2 separate regions of the Mus musculus genome follow, and region 1 is linked to region 2. A link is a loop called in an ENCODE intact Hi-C map of the cell type or tissue named here. Cell type or tissue: heart. All regions are shown on one strand. Links, peaks and the distances in the headings refer to the core of each region. The heading gives the core; the rest is flanking DNA. Region 1 overlaps Aopep (aminopeptidase O). Region 2 overlaps Aopep (aminopeptidase O).

The links. Peaks named below come from ENCODE experiments on the same cell type or tissue, not always from the same donor. Only the 100,000 strongest peaks of a DNase experiment are listed, where the experiment ranks them.
Region 1: a loop joins it to region 2, with 2.0 times the contacts of the local background. A loop is called at or near these places in 1 of 42 quality-filtered maps.

What each region holds. Positions count from the first base shown.
Region 1 is chr13:63,148,259-63,153,633 of GRCm38, forward strand. All of the region lies in intron 5 of Aopep (aminopeptidase O), which reads left to right. Among named protein-coding and RNA genes, the nearest start is that of Gm30409, 19 kb to the left of the region's middle. In heart, for the core only: a CTCF peak has its summit at 3,208; DNase peaks (open chromatin) are centred at 2,893 and 3,293; H3K27ac peaks cover 1,470 bases.
Region 2 is chr13:63,094,687-63,100,061 of GRCm38, forward strand. All of the region lies in intron 5 of Aopep (aminopeptidase O), which reads left to right. It overlaps Gm46422 (a long non-coding RNA gene), which reads right to left and starts at 65. Exons shown (of 3, transcript XR_001780981.2): 1 at 17-65. In heart, for the core only: a CTCF peak has its summit at 2,439; a DNase peak (open chromatin) is centred at 2,245; H3K27ac peaks cover 328 bases.

The DNA.
Region 1 (5,375 bases), core at 235-5,234, 54 kb after region 2:
AGCTTCCTGCTTCCTGGCAGTGTGACTCTGGCAAAGGGAAACTTGAACTTCCTTTTACCTCAGCATCTTGTGTCCAGAATTCTCTGTCAGACATCAGTGCTTCTTTTGTATTCAGGCGTGTTGCTGTACAGGCTGGCCTTTCTGATTCAAATATGCCTTTGCCAGCCCCTACAGGGCAACTGGGTGCATTTCACACCAGAACTCCCAAAGTCTCAGAGTCTATTGTGTCTTAAGTTTGCATCTACAACTCTCTGGCCATATGTCTGCTATTTGGGGGGAACCCCCTAGCCTATTTTTCTAGATGGAGATCTTAGGGAGGCTTGACTTGTAGATCCAGCGAATCCATTTCAAAGGAAACCATAATCAAGCTGTTCTTATTAAAGGTGGGTCCAGACTGTCCAGACTTGTCTCCTCATGAGGCAGTTTCCAGGCTTCCATGTAATATAACCATAGATAACAGACTCTCGTATGCAGTGTGTTTCATAGTTCAGTTCTTGGCCCACTATTGTATTGCTGTCTCGGGACAAAGCAAAGCATGCATAATTGTGTTAAATAAAGACATGTCCTGTGTCATGGTGGAAGTTCACTTGATTAGCTCTATAGGAACAAACATATTCACTCTTGTTGAGAGGTGAGGAAGTAGAGAGAATTATGTTTTGTCATCTGTGTGCTTCAGTGGATGCTAATTGAAATGTACTTTTCAGGAAAGTTCTCTAGGTCCAGCAGGAAACATACAGCTTTCTGCACCAGTGTAATTAAAGACAGGTCAAGACACACATTGCAAAACAGTCAATATTTGCTTTTATGGTACATTTGGTTGTGTCTCTGAAATACTAGAAACAGAGTGGCCTGTATGCCAATAACAAAAAAAAAAAAAAAAAAAAAAAGGAAAGAAAGAAAGAAGGAAGGAAGGAAGGAAGGAAGGAAGGAAAGAAGGAAAGAAAGAAAGAAAGAAAGAAAGAAAGAAAGAAAGAAAGGAAAGAAGAAAGGAAGGAAGGGAGAGAAGAAAAGAAAAGAAAAGAAAAGAAAAGAAAAGAAAAGAAAGAGAAATATATATCTGCTTTCATCTTTGAGAATCCAGAAACCACTAGCAGCTCATGTTCTTTAAGAAGTTGGGAAACTCAATCAAATACTGATTTTTCCTGCCTTAATTCTTTAGCATTTAAACACAAAATACCCAAATGCAGTTTCATTGAACTTTCAGAAGAGCAAAGACACCCTTGTCTGCTTCTTAAGGAAAGACAGTCTCAGCAAGGTGTATCCAGCCCCCCATAGTGGAGTCTTAACTCTGCATGGGTGGTTGCTTGAGAGGTAAAGTCTAGGCCATAGTCTCTGTGTGTATATGTAGTACTGTTTGGTGGGACAGACATAAAGTGCCTGCCACTCACCAATCCCTTCAGCACCTGAGAAGCTGCTGGTTTGCTGTTGGACACGGCCTTCCAAAGCCAGGTGAGGTGGTCTTGGCACTGGTGTTGGCAGCTACTTATTCTCAGCAACACTGAGCCCAACAACGAAATGACAACACTGTCTCATCCCCAAAGACTCATTTCTTTCCCAGACTCACTAGGAAGCCTCTCTCCTGTCACCAGTGCATCTGCTTTAGAGCCTGACCCTGTCTCCCACAAGCACTGACCACAATCCCTAGTGGGACCTAGGTGTGGGCCATTTAGACAACTTAAGTGTCAAACCTGGGACTATGAGCTTGGAGAGCCGATAACCTTGGCCTAATGTTTTTGTTTTTGTTTTTGTTGTTGTTGTTGTTGTTTGTTTGTTTAGATAGGTTTAATTTGAATTTGTTGTTGTTGTTGTCTTTTTTGACAGTTTCAGTATAGCCCAGTATAACCTTGAACCTTGAGATGATCCTTCTGCTACCGCATCTTAAGTGCTGGTATTCAAGGTGTGTAGCACTATGTTAGTCAGGATTCTGTAGAGAACAAAACCAGTCAAGTTGTGTGCTACTTAGTTTTGCCAACTTCACACAAGCTTAGATCCACCTGGGAGAAGGGACTCTCATCTGAAGAACTGCCTTCATCAGAGTGGCCTGCAGGCTGGTTTGTGGGGCATTTTCTCGACCACTAATTGTAGAGGAGGACTCAACCTGGGCTGCTTGAAAGATCAGTCAAGCAAGCCTGTAAGCAACATTTTTTCTATAGTCTCTGCTTCAGTTCCCACGTTCAGGTTCCTGCCTCCTGACATAGAAGTATGAGATAAATGAAATAAAACCCCTTCTTAGCAAGTCAGTTTTGACCAGTGTGTTATCACAGCAAGGAGAAGCTAACTGGGATAAACTGACTGCTACCACCCCAGCCACCATGCCTGACTGGCTTACTCTGTTTAACATACAGTGTGTTCTTCCCTCCAATGTCTGCTTCCCAGTTTGCCTCTGCTACTTCTAAAGTCTCCTGCTGCTTCTTGCAGCTTAGGAGACTTGCCCCTGCTCTCGGTTCTTGTTGCCTGCCTACCATCTCCTCCCCTTTCTCCTCCTCCATATCCTTGGTTTTCGGTTTTGTTTTTCTGTTTAATTTTGTGTTATCTACTTCCTCCCTCCTTCATTTCCTTATCCCTGGTCCTCCATTTACCCTCATTTTGCTATCTTGACTTCTTTAGCACATTTAGTTTATGATTGTTCCACTCTGCCCCACCCCCACAAATATCCATCTGTAGTTAAAATAGGTGTGTGGCCCTTCCAGGGCCTTTGGAGCCATGTACCAGAAGCTGGCCTCACCTGTTTCTCTAAGGAGAACACAGGGCATAGTTGTAGAGTAGTATCTCTCCCTCTCTTCTTCCCTTCTTCCCGGGAAGACACTAAAGCATTGCTGATCCAAAGGCCTGTTTTATCGGGCCAGTTCTGGCTGTGATGTAGTCACAGGGGACAAAGATCCTAAGGCACGGATGGTGTTTTTATTTCCATGACTCTGCTGATAAAACACTGAGAAACCTGAGGTCATCATACCAGGGGCTTGAGCTGCACAGAAAAGCCAGGAGCCTAGCAGCTACAGCTAAGCCCAGGGAGTCTGGCAGAGTAGACCAGAATGAGCTTCAGTCAGTACTGGGTTGGGCTGCATCGCCTGCTCACTGAGAGCTAGTGACCTTGCTTGCCAACCTGGAGAGCAGAACTCTGTGCACTTTACCTTCAACATCTGTAAATTGAGGCAATAACCACCTTTTCTACGGTTAGGGTAGAGCGAGTGTAGGAGGAGCTCAGTGTGAGGTGTGTCCTTAGTGTGCCAGCAGGGTGTGTCCTTAGGAAAGGGGAGCAGGAAGCCATGCTGGGCTGAGGAAACTGCTGCTCAAGTAGCGCTTGGTTTGATCACCACATGAAAACGCAGCAGGAGAGCCATGTGAGTAACCCCAGTGCTCAGGGGGCAGAGGCAGGAGGATCCCTGGAGCCTAGAGAACCAGTTAGTGAGTCTCAGGTAATGAAAGAGACTGTCTCCAAGTATGAGGTGGACAGCTCCTAAGGAACACCCAGCGTTTCTCTCTGACTTCCACACATGCACACTGTATTGATAAACGGTAAAGCTTGGAGCTCGGGGGCAGTCCTCAGTTCCTCTGCCATTGTCATAGTGGCCATTTGAGCCAATATGCATCCAGATAAATGAATAATTAAATGTACTGGGCTGGTGAGTTACAGCAGGTAAAGTCACTTGCTGGAAGGAGAGGACCTGACTCTGTAAGCTGATACATTGTCTTCTGACCTTCACACTTGTACCATCACACACACACACACACACACACACACACACACACAGAGAGGAGGGTGGGGCAGCAACTAGCAATAACAATAGCCTTTTCTGCTAAACCTATGTTTCCTGAAACACTCGTTGGATGTAACAATTTTCTCTCAAGCTGTTGAGAACTATGTTAAGGGTAGTTTCACAGGCTAGAAGGAGACCCTGGACACATGACACATATGTAGGAGGTGTGCAGTTCAGTCTCCATGTGATCCCCCCAACAACTGGAGCAGGGGCTCTCCCTAAAGCTGTAGCCTTACTGTGGTATCCCTTCCCCAACAGGGCTGCCTTGTCTGGCCTCAATGAGACAAAATCTGCCTAATCTAGCAGAGACTTGATGTTGGGAGGGGGAGCTCAGGGGACCCCACTCTCTCAGAGAAGAAGGGGATGGGATATGGGGGAAGGATTCTGAGAGAGGGGTTTGGAGGGGGCAGCATTTGGGATGTATATCAATCAATAAATAAATATTAAAAAAAGAAAAGGAAAAAAAAAACCTGATCATCTCCCCCACACACTTTTAAGACTCATCTGCTACAGTGCATCACAGATGAGGAAGATGGAAAGTGGCCGTTCCCTGTTGAGTAGTCACAGAGGTAGAGGGGGTAAGAATGGCCAGCATTTCTAGGCCATCCTTTGTGGCCTTTGAGGTGACAGATACATTCCTTACATTAGACCACAGTCAACAAAGAGGGACTGAAGGGTCTGACTCCAGGGACAGGAACTGATGGTAAGTGCACTTATGGGCATTGCTGGGCAGGCAACTTATGGAGGAAGAAGGAAGCAGGTGCGAATTGGGGGGGGGGGGGACGGGACACAGGACTTCCTCTTGAGATTACTCCAACCCAGCCCCCTATGCCCATTTACTGCAGTTGTCCAAACCATGTCAGCTATTAAACCACACCAGAGAAGGTTGCTTTTATGTGATTGACTCTAAGGTCTTTGGAATCATCCAGGTGGATACTAGCGAAAGGAGGGCTCCTTTCTCCTTCCAAGTTCTCTCTTTCTCTAAGCATATTGATGGTGGACGCCATTTGTTGTTGAAATTTAGAAAAATATTAAGTTCACAAGAAATTCAAGCTTGGTAAATATGTCTCCATGACACCTCTGCAAAAGTGTACTTGACCACTCCTCATCCCATCTCCCTCACCTCCAATCCTCACAACTCCCTCCCCACCTTCCACCCAAGACCCAGGATCTGCTGCTCCTGGAAACTCCCAATCTCTCTTTCTGTCCACTCAGCCTGTGGTGACCTGGTGCTGAGGCTTTTGGGCTCAGCTGCTAAATCAATCTCTCTCTCTCTCTCTCTCTCTCTCTCTCTCTCTCTCTCTCTCTCTCTCTCTCTCTCTCCCTCTCTCTCCCTCTCTCTTTCCCTCCCTCTCCCCCTCTCCCCCCCTCTCCCCCTCTCCCCCTCTCTCCCCCTCTCCCCCTCTCCAGCAGGATGGGGCCATGCTGGTCAGGCCTCCCTGGAAAAAAAGCAGAAATAAATCAAACACTAGCTCCTACTTAAGATCTGATGAAATTCTCCATTTCCTTTCCAAATTGAATTCCTCCCTCAGGAAGGGAGCAGCTTCTGGGAGTCACAAAGGCCTCCTTCCTTCTCTGCTGGAGGCATGTTTTAAATTAATGGACACAACACTCTAA
Region 2 (5,375 bases), core at 94-5,093:
TGGGTATTGGTTTTACCTTCTCCAGCTGTGTCTCCTGTTGACACCGTGGTGGAGGAACAGTGGAAGGCCAGGCATTTGCCTAGAGCTTTCCAAGCGCCTGCTCCCTGAGAACAGCAGCCCTCCCCTCCCCTCCCCCCTCCCCCTTTAGAAGAGAGATCCACAGTCAAGGCCTGTGAGGGCTCTGGCCAAGCCCTGAATTTCCAAGGAGGTGGGATCTTAAACCTCAATTAGAGATACTTCAGGAAACACACATCCTTATTTGTTAAACAAATACTCTGCTCTGAGACTTGGCCAGACTCTGGCTTGTTTTAAATAAGTGAAGTAAACACACTAGCTCAGAGGCCTGCGACCTTCAAGTCCAGGATTTGAAGTTGGGCTTCCCGGTGTTCTTTTGTCTTTGGCTCCCATCCTGCGTTCTAACACTGTTTCTTCCTTTAGTAATTGGGAAGTTAATAGGCTTTTTGTGATGCCAGAGAGGCACTGTTTTCTTCTATTGGAAGGCTGCAATTAAAGTGGTGCCCACAGTGTGGCCAGGGTAAAAGGCTTCAGCTTCTGTGTTAACTCATAGTTAAGAATTTATAACTAGCTGTAAAGTTTGCCTCTAGCTGTAGAGCTGGTACTCAGAGTATCAGCTTATCATTGACTTTTACTTTTTAAAAAGGCTCTTAAAATGGAGCAGTTAACAATTTTCTGTTTAAAGGTTTGTAATTTGTTATGTTTCAGGATGCAAGAAAATAAAAGTACATGTTTTTTTTTAAATAAAAATTTGTGACCTTTAAAAATATGGAAAAGGTTATTTTTCAGTGGAAAATACAGTAAAATATCTGTTAAATCTATTTTTAAAGATATTGATACAGTTTTCTTGCTAAGCTTCCAGCCTCCCATTGGACAGCTAGGGATGCTGTGCTGCCTGTGATCTTCAAGATCTTTGTCACATGGAAATACAGCCAGTCCCGGTCACCGTGGCTGCTCCCCGCCCTACATGGTTGTAATCTCTGATCGCATGTATTTGGACACTAGGAATAAGTAGCCCAGGTTCAGAGCTGTAGTGGAGGTGCCCATGGGCCTAGGGCGCTTTCTCTCAGTCCTTGACTTTTGTCCTTCCTCCCTGGTCCCCATAGGAAGTAAGGAGGGGGATGCCTTTTATTCGGTGACATTTGTTACAGCAGATAACTGTCAGGGGTGTCTGAGGACACATTGAGATGGTGTCACACTTTATACAATTGGCTTAAAAGTTTTCTAAATAAATTCTTCTTTTTAAGACTGCACGCCTGGTGGATTCACCATCAGTCATTCTTTTTCAGTCTTAGGTCTTGGTTGATGCTCTGTGGTGTGAGAGATGCTGATAGTTGCATGGGAGAAGAAGATGAGGTGCCAGTGGCAGAGGTGGGGGGAGGTGAGACTGATGGTGTCACTAGTGGAGCTGGTGATAGCTGTGGCGTGGCAGTGGCACTGTCAACAGTGAAAGGAGGGTACTGGTAATGCTGGTGGTGCTGGTGACCATGTGAGCTGTAGATTTCTGTCTCCCTGTGCAGTGGCAGGATGGGGGAGTTGGTATTGTTTCTATAAACAGATATGCCCAGTGGAGCTTACAAGTGTTGCCTGCCAATATATGATGAAGCTGCTTCACAGGTGAATTGAGTGCATACAAGTTTTAGAGACAGGTCTCTATTTTAGATCCAGAGGACCATGGTGATCTGAATCTCTGAAATTCTGTTGTACAGACAGTGAGATCTGTCCAGGGCTCCTGCCAAAATGAAAGTGCCCTACATCTTAGGATCCATGTCCATGCCCTGCCTGTGTGATGCCAGAGTCTTTGGAAAAACTCTCTGAAATAGATGTTCCTTGTCTTGGTTTTGTAGACTAGGAAAGTGAACCTTGGTTGTTAAACTAGGACTTGAAAATCTAGACCTGGGAGATGACAAGCCCTTTTCTATTTCCTCCATCCTGACCACTAGATAGCACGTTTACGCCTTTGTAGGCTGTTTCTTGTCTTAGATGAGAGAGAGTATGGGAAGAAATGCAAAAGTGAATATTCCATATTTGGTTTTCTTCTCTCACTGTGAGGGCAGAACATGTCTTTTCTCCTATGTGTTTCCTTATGTGAGCAGTGGACTCAGATGACCCTTTAACGTTTATATGGGAACTGTTTGGAGGCTCTTCCCGAATGTGTCCAAGGCTGGAGCTGTGGAGTGATCTTTTCCTGACCTGACTGGTCTCTGGCCAAATAGGATATTGAGTAAGCCAAAAACCAGGCAGCAGCCAGCAAATCCAGATAGAGATAAATATTTACCCTCATCCCAGTGGGAATTCTGGGTTCTTAGGATCAAAGATCTACTCTGTGTGTGTCTGTTTCTATGCCTTGGATAGGAAGGCGACCTGGAGCATAGTACAGTCTCTGGTACCCAGGCTCTTTAGCCCTTGGACAAATTCCCTAGTGGTGCTTTAAAAAAACTCCCATGTATAAAAATATAAGTTGCATTTCTTAAAATAAAAGAAACAGACGTAGAATTGAAGAGGGAAGATATAAGCAAAGACATGGCAAAGAATTTGCAGAAACAGAAAGCAAGGGGGAGAGAGAGACAGAGGCAGAGACAGAGACAGAGACAGAGACAGACAGCGAGAGAGGATGTACACAGATACAGTGAGGCTGAGTTCCGGGAAGGCAGAAGGTGATGCGTGTGTGTGTGTGTGTGTGTGTGTGTGTGTGTGTGTCTGTCTGTCTGTCTGTCTGTCTGTCTGTCTGTCCTGTGCCGCTATGCCTTTACTTTAGTAGTGCTCCAGAAGCACAAAGGTTTTTATTTTTGACTGAATCTGATTTACTTTTTTGACTTGCTTGTATCGTGTCAGCAATTCCATGGTCTAATCTGAGAACACAAAGGTTTTGCTCATGTTTTCCTCAAAGAGTTTCACAGTTTCCGCTGGGAATCGATTCTGTGCTTGGTGTGAGGTAAGGCCACTCTGCATGTGGAAAATGGCTTGTCTCGGATTTTTATTCCTTAATTCCACAAGTATGTATGGTGAGCACGCTCTGTGCCAGCTATTGTGCACTGCCAACAGAGTGCCCATCGGTGCCAGAACGGCCCAGAAACCAAGAAGGGAAAAACACTGAGAAACTGGGGAGTAAAGGATTTTTTAAAAAAATATTAGACATTTGGGAAGAGATTGTTAAAGTGTAATATAAGGAAACTATAAGAATATTCCAAAAGTATTGCATTTAAAAAGGCAAACATTATCATATGCCCGATATCATTGTTAGTATGTGTTTCTTATACCACTAACATACACATTGCTGCTTAATGTATCGACAGATAGGCAGGCCTGGTTGCTCCCTTCAGATTACTGCCAACTATCTGAATATTACTTATTTATTTGCACACTCATAATTCCAACTCTTCTTTGGGCTAATTTTGAAATCTAAAGGCATGAGGCCCTTGTCTCAGCACATACCAGATGACAATTGACAGTTATGGAAGCTATTTTTCTAGGAGCCTGTCAATGGGGGATGTTCCAAGTGAGAACATGAAGCATCTCTGAAAAGGGAAGTAAACACAGTTAATTCCTGACTTGAATGCACTTCACATGACTGGCCATGCCCATGTGCCAAGTCCTTGGACCACCTCCTGCATAGCCATCCCTTCAAACCGTGTTTCTTCCCTTTTCAGTAAAAGTGCTGGCAACATGCACATGTGTTTCCCCCTCAGCCTGGCCAGTGCTGGGAACCCTCACCTGCCCACACCTGTATATCCTTTCCCCCTTTCTTTCCTAAATACAGGTGAAAAAAATGCCTTTCCTAGAGCTTTCCATGTACATTGGGAGTGCTTGGTATTCTGGATACTGTTTGTTCTCATGTCTGCTGGTCTCCCAGGAAAGTTCTAGAAAGAAAGCACAATAGCCCAGTCACCTTCTCTTTTTGCTTTCTGTGATCACTGGGTCCATGTGTGAAGAACTGCATTAAGGGGCAACTACATTTTAACTTTCAAACGTGAGATGGGCTCCTTCCAAGGACCAGAAGGAAAGTCCCAGTGAGACCTCTGCAGATTTCTTTGGGCCTAAAAGTAGAGAAGGCTTCTGGTTGTAAAGCTTTATGCAAGTGGGACAAAAGGTTGATACACTTAGACCACATGAACACAACATCTTTTTGCATATCCAATTTTTTTTAAAGCAAATGACTCATTTGGAAAAAATATTTGCAATTTATATCACAGACAAATAATAATCTTCTAAAAACAGATTAGAAAAACAACATTCAGGAAATAAATTAGCGATGTGAAGGGCAGTTCATGGGGAGAGAAATGCAAATGTCTTGAAGCCTTGTGAAAAGTGTCTCACCTCTGTTCATTACAGGGGGTGGGGGAAGTCGATGCCAGTCAGACTGCACCAGAGTGCTGGTTCTTACCTATGTCTGACAGATCCATGGGTGGAGCCATCTGCTCTTCGGTGGAGCTGCAGGGAGAGACCCTCTACATTCAGATGTTCCACACATGGAAGAACTTAGAGGATCTGTGGATAGGATTAGCCTTTGGCTCCAAGTCACAGGAACTTAGCCAAAGACACATCATCAGAAATATGCATGCACATAGTAGGCTGAGAACAACCTATCATCTATTTGTTCTAATGTAAAGGACCTGCAGAATGTGATGGAGCACTGTGCACCAATGAAGAGGGATAGATTCCACCTCTGATGAGGTCATGTTACAATACAGAAAGTGGACATGTGGGGTAGAGACATGGGAGGCTGTGCTAACACCATCTCCCAAAGAACAGGCTGGTTCCCATGCAAAGGACAGAAAAAGAGCAGAAGGCAAGGGTGGCAGCCTTCTCATGGGTGTCTCTCATCCCATGCATGGATCTAGCTTTGGAGCTGAATATTGTCCACAGTTATAAAACAGGTTATGGTTCAGACCTAAGCTTCAAAGGAAAATGAGACACGTGACTGTGCTTGTATCAGTTGATGGTGTGATGACCCAGAGTAAAAACCCAAGGGGGCAAGTAGTATGTGAGGTGACTGGGTTGCCTGGGGAGACGCTCCACTCAGGCATCTGATGAGAGCAGCTGCCACAAGTCACTATGGAGCTCACTTCAGACAGGGCAGTTCCGGGGCTGGAGAGAAGACTTAGCAGTTAAGAGCACTGACTGCTCTTCTGGAGTCCCAGGTTCAATTCCCAGCACCCACGTGACAGCTCCTAACTAACTGTCTTTAACTCTAATTCCAGGGGACCCGACACCCTCACACAGACACACATGAGAACAAAACACCAGTGAACATGAAGTAAAAATGAAGGGGAAAGGAGAGAGAGGGCTCCTTCCCATGAGAGCTGAGGGTTGGAGGAGCACCCCATTCCCAGCAGGGAAAGTCCAGTTTCTAAGGACTA